Linked DNA regions of Homo sapiens: region 2 is linked to region 1. The links are chromatin contacts, found by Hi-C or POLR2A ChIA-PET in ENCODE. All regions are on one chromosome and are shown on one strand. Each heading gives the region's core, a stretch centred on a gene start or an enhancer-like site at or near the end of the contact. The rest is flanking DNA. Distances are from core to core; before and after follow the strand shown. Region 1 holds the start of RPL10A (ribosomal protein L10a). Region 2 has its middle 11 kb from the start of MAPK13.

What was found. Hi-C counts contacts between places; a loop is a spot of excess contacts on that map. ChIA-PET counts read pairs that join two places held with the same protein, here RNA polymerase II (POLR2A). Pooled maps may share reads with other maps.
Region 2: a loop to region 1 is called in a pooled map, with 4 times the contacts of the local background. The contact joins the enhancer-like site here to the promoter of RPL10A in region 1. A Hi-C loop is called at or near these places in 4 of 50 pooled maps. POLR2A ChIA-PET finds 5 or more read pairs at or near these places in 3 of 52 experiments (T-cell, activated B cell and activated CD4-positive, alpha-beta T cell).

Annotation. Positions count from the first base shown.
Region 1 is chr6:35,466,210-35,470,857 of GRCh38, reverse strand. It overlaps RPL10A (ribosomal protein L10a), which reads right to left and starts at 2,457. Exons shown (of 6, transcript NM_007104.5): 1 at 2,419-2,457; 2 at 1,985-2,059; 3 at 1,831-1,911; 4 at 1,329-1,477; 5 at 507-679; 6 at 78-278. The coding sequence starts at 2,423. The coding sequence ends at 108. It overlaps FANCE (FA complementation group E), which reads right to left. Exons shown (of 10, transcript NM_021922.3): 10 at 3,756-4,614. The coding sequence ends at 4,513. It overlaps MIR7111 (microRNA 7111), which reads right to left and starts at 350; the gene lies at 279-350. RefSeq lists enhancers at 1,728-1,827, 1,888-1,957, 2,135-2,691, 2,968-3,017.
Region 2 is chr6:36,117,476-36,122,146 of GRCh38, reverse strand. It overlaps a transcript of MAPK14 not described here. Among named protein-coding and RNA genes, the nearest start is that of MAPK13, 11 kb to the left of the region's middle. RefSeq lists a silencer at 1,430-1,479. Within about 2 kb of position 1,411, at least 23 of the 41 ENCODE cell types and tissues checked have a DNase peak (open chromatin) inside an H3K27ac peak, as active enhancers do.

The DNA.
Region 1 (4,648 bases), core at 1,208-3,707:
AGCCATCAGCAGTGCCAAGGCCCTCACTTGTCAGCTGACAAACCACCCCCCACCCTCAATCACAGGCAGACAGAGGGAACTGGTAATAGAATTTATTCAAATGTGCCTTAATATAGGCGCTGGGGCTTGCCCATGGTGCTCTTGATATATAAGGCCCGGACATTCTGCCAGTTTTTCTTGAGCAATGACACCAAGAAGTTGACAGCCAGGTGAATGTTATACACAAGCTCATCGTCTGTCATCTTCACGTGACCAACAGCTACAGCCAGACATAACACCTGGGAGGAGGGAAGAGAGGATCAAGTCAGGTTGGTGGACGAATAGCAGATGGCCTGTCCTTCCTCCCCCAGTGGCCTGGTGAGCAGGTACTTGGACCCGGGCCAAGACCAGGGTTACTCCAAAAGTTTCAATCCTGGTGGGTGCTCTTACTGGCATATTTAGAGACTTGGATAAGATTTAGACCCTGCCAACACCTTCACCCATAGCAACCCGCCAGACCCACTCACCTTCTTCATTTGGAACTTGATTGTGGACTTCACCTCATCCACTTTGGCCACCATGTTTTCGTTGTGTGTGAGCAGGGAAGGGAACTTTCCTGCCTTATTTAAACCTGGGCCGAGGATTCGTGGAATCTGCTTGATCAGAGACTCTGAGGCCAAAAACGCATCATACTTCTTGGCTGATAGAGAGAGGAAGCCATTGGCATTGCTTAGAACCTGGTCACCAAGGCACACCTCAAATGTGGCAGGCCAGAAACGCACTTGAATCAATCATGTAAGTGACCTCCAAGCAGCACCCTCTCTAAGACCCCGCCTCAGTCTTTTCCCTAGCCCAAACGGTTTCCAGAAAGTCCTCTGGACCTTCACTGGTCCCAAAACATGCTCTCAGAAAACCAGGCTGACCCATGATCCATGGCATAACCGCTGTACAACGGATGCTCTGGTCAAGACTGCCTGGGCTCGAATTCTGCCTATTTCTTAGCTGTGGACCCTGGACACGTGACAACTGGGAATGTCTGCTTCCTACCTGTAAAAGCAGTCTAATGCCACTGCCTAAACAACGCAGCGTAAAGATTTCCAAATCATAGTTCACCAGCACCTGGCTGGTCAACTTACAATGCCTGGCCTCCCTCATCAACTGGAATCCTCATAGCAATACAAACATCAAACCACCCCAAAGCTAAAACAGCACTCAGGCAAGCTAGGCAACCACCGCCGATCCTTTGCTATTCTAGGCCCCTCATCATTTAAAAATCGAAAATGGCAGAAAAGCCTTTCTACCGCCCCCACCACACATCTCACATGCAAAACCACAGCGGCCGGACTCACCCAGCTTCTTGACCAGTTTTTTATTCTTGTTGAGTTTTTTCAGCGCCTCGATGTCCATGTGGGGGATATCCACGGCCTTAGCCTCGTCACAGTGCTGCTGGTCCCCCAGGACACACACAGAGAACTTAGGGCGGGGAGTGGACTTAAGCCTGCGTTTTGGGGGACAGCACCAACAGGTTACGCCTAGCCCTGGGTCCCAAGGGCCGGTGAAGGGTCTGGGACCGCAGCAGCCACCGAGCCTTACCCGGAGCGTTCACATTCACCAGCAGCCAGCCTGGCTTCTCAGGCTGGCCGGCGGGCTCGGCCGAGGCCTACCCACGCCTCCCCTCATGTTTTAAGACCCAGGGTGGGGGTCCGTCCAGCCGCGCCTGCCCGGAGCAGGGGGTCTGAACTACCCTAGCACATCAGTACCGACGTGCCCGCCTCCGGCTCAGCGGGAGCCTGCAGGGGAGGGGCAAGCACGGGGGCACTGAGGGCTGGGTGGGATCAGAACGGTGCCAACCTGACGGTGCCCGAGAAGCGCTTGTCCTTCTGGGGATCATAGTTCTTCAAGCTGATCTGCAACTCCACCGTCTCCAGGAACCTTCGAGAGAGGAGGGGGGTTAAGCACCCGCCGGCCCTCGCCACCCGCGCCGTGCCCCAGGGTCGGCACTCACTTGCGGCGCTTGCGCTGGTTCCCGTGCAGGACTTCCCGCACCGCCTCGTACAGGGTGTCGCGAGAGACTTTGCTGCTGCGGGAGAGAAGCGACAGGGCGCTCAGGGCCGCGGAGTCCACACGCTCGGACTGCCTGGAAGCCTCCGAGGTCTAGGCTTCGAGACGGGCGGGCGGCCCACGGCGGACTCCCCCGTAGATTCCGGACACCAAGTAGAGCGACGGGAGCTCAGACCCAGACCCAAGCCCCGGTGGAAGAGGGAGGCTCTCAGTGATCGGACCTGGTAGGAAGGGCGACCCGCAGGCCGACCCGCCTTGAGAAATGCCCCGCGGCGCAGGTGGCGCAAGGGTCCGCGGCGCGGCCTACAGGATCCGAACCCTCGGCGGGGCACCTGAAGGCGCGGATGAACGCGGATAGGGCTTTCAGGACCAACTCACCTCATGGCTTCTCACGCCGCGCTAACCGGAAAAGAGACTAGCATGTCTTGCGCATGCGCTCAAATAGTGGCCCTGATCTCGCGATAATGCTTTGCTCCTCGGTCCTACCCGCAGAGCGGTTGGGTGGGCCAACCCCGAGAAGCGCGGCCTTCTCTGGCCGCTGGGGGGCGTCGCTGGGCCGCTAGGCCGGCGCGGTAACCCACAGAGTTGTCGCAGTCCTGAGCGCCCCGCGGTCCCCCGGTAATGTGCCGATTCGCGCCCGCTGCTGCTGGACCCCTAGGGAAGCGGCTGGGTTCGGGGCTCGAGCTTCGGTAGTCACACGTACTGGTACAGCCCAGTGATGTTCACTGACAGCGTGGATTCCGGCACGCTTGTCCCTCAAACCCCTCTCCCCTCGCGCCCTCCGCACCAGCTTATGTTCTCAAAAGGAAGCCTGGCCCGACCTCCCTCCCTCAGCACCTTGCTCTAACGTGGACTCGTGGTAAGGGAAGTGTCCGGAAAGTTCTGTTCCTGTCCTTTCAACGCCTGCAGAGGGGAAGAGCTGGGAAAGTCCTTAAGTGAACTTTCACTTGATAGTTAATTTGATAACATCTACGTTTTAAGTGTGACTGCTATGAATAAGGCGTCTAGCCAGGTGCTACAGGAATACAAGGATGTAAAACAGGCACACAGCACTGCACACCCATAAGGTGTCTTCTCTGCTCTTTCCTCTGTCCAATGGGTCTCATCCTCTTAGCCACAGTAACCCCCAGAGCCCTTCAGATCTCTCCTCGGATTCATCTGCCCAAAACCCTTCCCGAACTCCAGACTGAGTCACTCCCACCTTTAAGATGCCCATTCTCACCTACCCCCCTGCCTGGTGGGGGCAGCTCCTATAGGATGGGGTGGGTGGTATTACACATTATTTGGCCCTCAGAGGGTGAATAAGATACCCTACACCCTTCCCCTCACCAGGAAAAAGATGTTCCTTGTCATTGAGCAGGGAAGTGGAGGGGGTGCGGATGGGCTCAATACCCAGAATTCATGGGAAGGAAGGTACTGCTTCTAATAAGACATTGGCCAGGCGTGGTGGCTCACGCCTGTAATCCCAGCACTTTGGGAGGCAGGCGGATCACCTGAGGTCAGGAGTTTGAGACCAGCCTCGTCTCTACTAAAAATACAAAAATGAGCGGGTCATGGTGGCATGCGCCTGTAATCCCAGCTACTCAAGAGGCTGAGGCAGGAGAATCGCTTGAACTGGGGAGGCAGAGGTTGCAGTGAGCCGAGATCATGCCATTGCATTCCAGCCTGGGCGACAGTGCGAGACTCAGACTCGAAAAAAAAAAAAGAAAAAGACATTATTGAACTTGCTTTTATTCAACACCATTGATAAATTATTCAAGTCAGAAACAAAAACACAGAAGGTCATAATATACATGAGCACAAGAGCTTCATCTGAGCCCACTGGTACCCCAGACCTCCTGGAGCATCCCATGCCCACTCTGGGTCGGCTTGATCCTACTGAGCCCTATCGGAAAGTTTGTCCCTGCAGCCTGAGAATTGATGAGGAGTGTGCCTGGGGCCAGCAGCCTTTGGAAATATAGCTCTGGCCTGGTGTGGTGGCTCACACCTGTAAATCTCAACACTTTGGGTGCCAAGGCAGGAAGATCACTTGAGCTCAGGAGTTCAAGACCAGCCCTGACCAGCATATTATCTACAAAATAAAAAATTAGCTGGGCATAGTGTCATGTGCATGTAGTCCCAGCTACTTGGGAGGCTGACATGGGAGGATCGAGCCTGGGAGGCAGAGGTTACAGTGAGCCATGATCAATCGCATCACTGCACTCCAGCCTGGATGACAGAGCAATACCTTCTCTCAAAAACAAAAGAAATGAAAAAGAAAATATAGCTGAGCTCCCTTAGCCCAGGAGCCTCCCTGCTGGCTGGGAAGCCAATATTCCCTATGCAGCCTGTAACAGGGAGGCAGTTGCAATCTGGGATGGCCAGGCTCAGCCTTTATCCTCAGGCTAGGGCTCAAGACAAGGTGGTGAAGAAAGAAATGCCCTTCAGGAAGCTGGTGATGGAGCACCAAGAGGGTGGTCCCTTGGTGGATGGTCAGGGGCCCAAATGTTTCAAGGCGGCCTTCAGGGACTTCCTCAGGAAGGTGGTGTTAGGTTCTAGGGCCATAGCCAGGCCCAGCCTCTGGGTCTCAGTGATCTGGGGAGAAGGAAAAATCATGTCAGGACTCCAG
Region 2 (4,671 bases), core at 162-2,661, 650 kb before region 1:
AAATAACCCCAAACAAGACTAGCAGGGCTACCTGCCATGGCAGAGGTTTGGGCTCTGATTCTAGCTCTGTCTCTAATTTGCTGTGTGACCTTAGGTAAGTCAGACTGCCTCTCTGGATACATTCATTTTCTATTATATGCATTTAATAAACATGGAAAGAGCACTAATTACTTCCCAAAAGTTGTTATAAGAGCTTTACATACATGTAACTTAATCCTCCTGAGGACTCTATGAGATGGGTTAACAGTATCCCCCATTTTATGTATAACAATGAGACACAGAGAGGTGAAGTGACTTGCCCAAGGACACACAGCTAGTAAGCACTAGAGCTGGGAGTGAAGACCAGGTAGTCTTGCCCAGGGTCAGTGCTAGTAACCACTATGCTTAGCTGCGCTGGATGATGCTTGTGAAAGGCCAATCTTTTGTAAGAAATAAAATTAAGTAGAAAGAACATTGCAAGACCCTGTCTCTAAAAAAATAAGAGTCACAGAGAGCTCCAGGACACCACTGTCACTGTCAGCCCGAGCACAGGTGTGGCAACAGGGATGAGTAAGGGGCTGTGGAGGGGAAGCCACCCTGATCCTGGTGACTACACTTCCCTGACAAACAGCTTCTCCCTGCTTCTCAGGCCTGGTCTTCACTCCCTCACACTTGCCCAGGGCTGCCCTTCCTAAGCCAGGGGGCACCCGGATCCAGCTTTGGTCACCTGGAAAGAGGGTGCTCCAGCTGGGCAGCTTGAGGGCAGCACAGCTCCCATGTGACAGGCAGCCAGCGGCAGGCAGCCCAGCTGTGATTAATCTTCCTGTTTCAGAGCAGCCCTGCCTCCCCATAACGCCCCACCCCCGGTAGCTCTCAGTGGCCTCTAGGATAAAGATTAAACTTCTTAGTCTGTTGGGCAAGGCTTGCCCCCATCCGGACAGGCCCTGCCTTTCTTGCTAATCGGATCCTCCAAGGTGTCTGTGCCCAGGCAACCTCCATTCTAGCGATCCGCAAGCGTGCCTTCCTCATCCCTGTCACCACGTCTTTGCTTGAGCTGTTTGTGACCTGTCTGGAATACCATCCTCTGCTTTGCCAAGGAGGGGGGGTGGGGCATCCTCGTTCCTTACAACCTGCTCAGCAGCTCTTCCTGGGCTGGCTTTGCCAGGCCACTCTCACCAGCACCCTTAGACTTGGAATTCTCAGTTAACTTTCAAACAAACCTAAATTGTAAGTTCTTGAGGGCACGAGTGTCTTATTTTTCTCTATCCTCCTTACCTACCTGGTGATTAAGGTAAAGCCTTAATCCATTCAACCAAATTTTGCCAGGCACCTCTCAAGACATTGAGAATACACGGACAAATGTCACAGTTCCTGTGCTTGAGAAGCTCCTACCCTAGTGAGGGCGGCAACAGGAAACAGTGACAACACTGTCGTCGGCAGGTGGGAGTGTCAACTGGGGCAAGCTTTTAGAACCATTTGGCAATGCTGCCAAAGTGTCAAAATGTGCACCTTGTTAATCCGGTAATCCCATAGCCATCAATTTAGTGAAAACGCGAAAACAGCCGGGGGATACACACTTATCACCGCATTGCTCATCATCTGTATCAATAAAGAAAAGTTTCCAGCATCATGGTGGGGGGTGGCGGTGGTGGTGGGGGAAGAGGAAAAGGAAACACACTGCTTGGATGAATTGTCTCAGATTTGGAGAGTATGTTCCGGATGGCCAGCCTTAACAAATATAGACTAAGTGCTGAGGGTGAAATTCACTTGGCTGGTGGGGGTGGGAGGAGGAGTGAAGGTCCTTGTCAAGGCAGAACGCTGAGATGTTTCACACACATGCCATATTCACTTCTGATATTTTAAAAATAGAACATCATAGATACTCATCATCATGATGAAAACGGTGACAAAAACATATAGTTCTTACTATGAGCCACACACTGTTCTAAGTGCTCTACATTGGTTAACGTATTTAACCCTCACCACAATCCTGTGAAGAAGGCACTATTATCAATATCATCCCATTTTACAGTTGTGATAACTGAGGCCCCGATTGATCAAGCAACCTGCGGAGGTTACACAGTGTCAGTGGTGGAACCGGGATTAGAACCTAAGCTGTCTGGCTCTTGGCAGCTGAAGCCCTTTCATGCCCCTCTCTGATTCCATGCCCTCTCTCCCTCCCTAGAGGTGACCCCTCTACAAGTTGGTGTTTATTATTCTCGTCTGCTTTTAGTTTTACTATATACGTATGCATCTGTAAACGATGCCAGATAGATCGTTTTGCAGCCTCCTTTTTCACTTAAGGTTGTTGGTGAGATCTGCCAAGATGTTGAGTCGTCTCTGTTTCTCAGCCTCGGCACTGCTGACATGTTTCTGCTGGGTAATTCCTCGTTGTGGGGGCCGTCCTGTGCGTCGCAAAATGTTCAGCAGCATCCCTGGCCTCTACCCACTAGATGCTCACCACCCTCACCTCCAAGTGTGACAACTAAAAAGGTCTCCAGACATTGCCTATTGTTCCTGGGACAGAGGCAAAATCAGGGGTCTGGGGTGGTGGTGGGGGAATCATTCTAGTTCATTTGTCTTCACTGCCATTTAATATTTCATTGCATGAATACATACTGCAGTTTATTTCCTATTCCCCTATTGATGGTGTTTGAGGTTTGTTCCCATTTTTTCCTGCTATTACAAATGATGTTGAGTGAAAAGTCTGTACTCTGTTCCTTGTTGACATACGAGAAAGCTTCTAGAAAGTTCTAGAATTACCTAGAACCGCAGCTATGTACAGCTTCTGCCCTTACTGAATCCTGCCAAATGGACGCCAATGTATGAAAGCTCTACAGTTTTTGCACGGGCAAATTCATTTGCCTTTTCCTGCATGGTTTCTAGGTTTGGGGACATGCTTTGAAAGCCTTTCTCCATTTAAATCTTTGACCTGTCTGGAAATGATTGTGGCTGAAGGAGGAAAGTGTCTATCTAGCTGTTTCAATGCCATTTATTGACACAGATCACTGAATAATAATGAGTTTTAAAAGCGATGTTTTCCAGATTTAAAAAAATTTCTTGGAGTTATGCCAATCTGTCAACAGCTATTATTTCCAGGTAGTGGGATAATAGATGTTACCTACTACATTTAAACATTTTCAACAATAAATATGTTTTGTGTCATGAAAGAATAATAGTTAGACAAAGTAATGTGGTAAGTGCTTTGACCCTGGTAAGATCAGCACAAATTACATAAACACTTGGAGGGGGGCACCTGACTCAACTGGAGGCTGGGGAGAGGACTGGTTGGGTGGGGGCTGTTTCCTCACCGTGAAGCAGGGTGGGGCTTGTTGAGGGCACAGCAGCCACTCGGCTGTTTGCCTCCAGATAGGGACACTCCCCACCACAAGCACTGTGTCAGCAACCATGATCAGATAGTCATTGCCTGTCTCACTGGGCAGAGCTGTGAGTGGCTGAGTTTCCATACAGGACAATCAGCTCTGTCATACTTGAGCAATGGCCCAGGGGAAATGGGTCTTTGTGTAATGGCAGCGGATGGTGACCTCACACCTCACACTGGAAACACACAGTGGAGCCAGCTGATCAGGTCGAGGTAACCCAAGAGGACATGCAGCCCTGGACGCCACGAGAAATCCTGTTGTCTGTCAGTTGAGTGCCAGGGAGGTGGATCAAAGGTGCACCGGCCCAGAAATGGCCTCCAGCAACAGGTGCTTAGATGTTCTGTTCTAGGGGTGCCAGCGAGATGGTACAGTCATTGTTTACCACTGCCTTTTCCCATGAAAACAACGAACAACTCCATGGGGACAGGAATTTGACTTTTATTCTTTCCCATATTCCCAGTGCCTGACAGATGGAAGGTACCTAATAGATATTTGTAGAATGGCTGAATGAGGGTGCAAGACACCATAATGCCTTCCAATTATCTTTCTTTTGCCTTGCTATTTTCATTTTAAAGTGGCAGATGGATGGGGACACAGTAGGAATTATCTAGATTATGGCCATCAGCCACTTTCAATAATCTTTTGGTTCTTGTTCTAATTCATTAAATTGCTGTGCAGCCAACTTGAATTACACAGCAAGACACAGCAAAGAGAATCAGAAGCCAATTCTTCTAACACGTATCTCTTCTTAAACAAGGAAATTCCACACAGCACCATTTCTTAGGCAAGGCAGATAACCCCTACATATTTGGTTTTTCTTTAAATGATCTTTGCTTCTAAAGACTATTGATTGTAAAAACAGGAAGCAAAAGACAAGGTGATCTGCAAGGGATTAAAAGCTGACAGTCATTTATGGACTCGGTCAATAAGGACTGAATGCCTACTGTGTGCCAGGTACCAAGCTAGGTGACAGGGACACCACAGTGAACAAGACATGATCTGTCTTCGATGACATGCAGCCTTAAGCCAGTATTTAGCATTTACTGTATACTCAGGGTTTTTCATGTCTTAACTCATTTAGTCCTCACAGCCCCACTCTCTATTATTGGTACAATCTTGAGCAAATTACTTAATCACATCAAAGGTTCCAGAGCCTGTATCCTTAACCTTTATATGTTTTTCTTTTTTGAGCAGGTGGTACAAACAGCAAGCAATGATAAAGCAGTGTAATCAGTGCCACCAATGATCATTCCAGATTACAGGGTGCATGCAGAAGACACAGCTAATCCAGGCTTGGGAATGGTCAGAA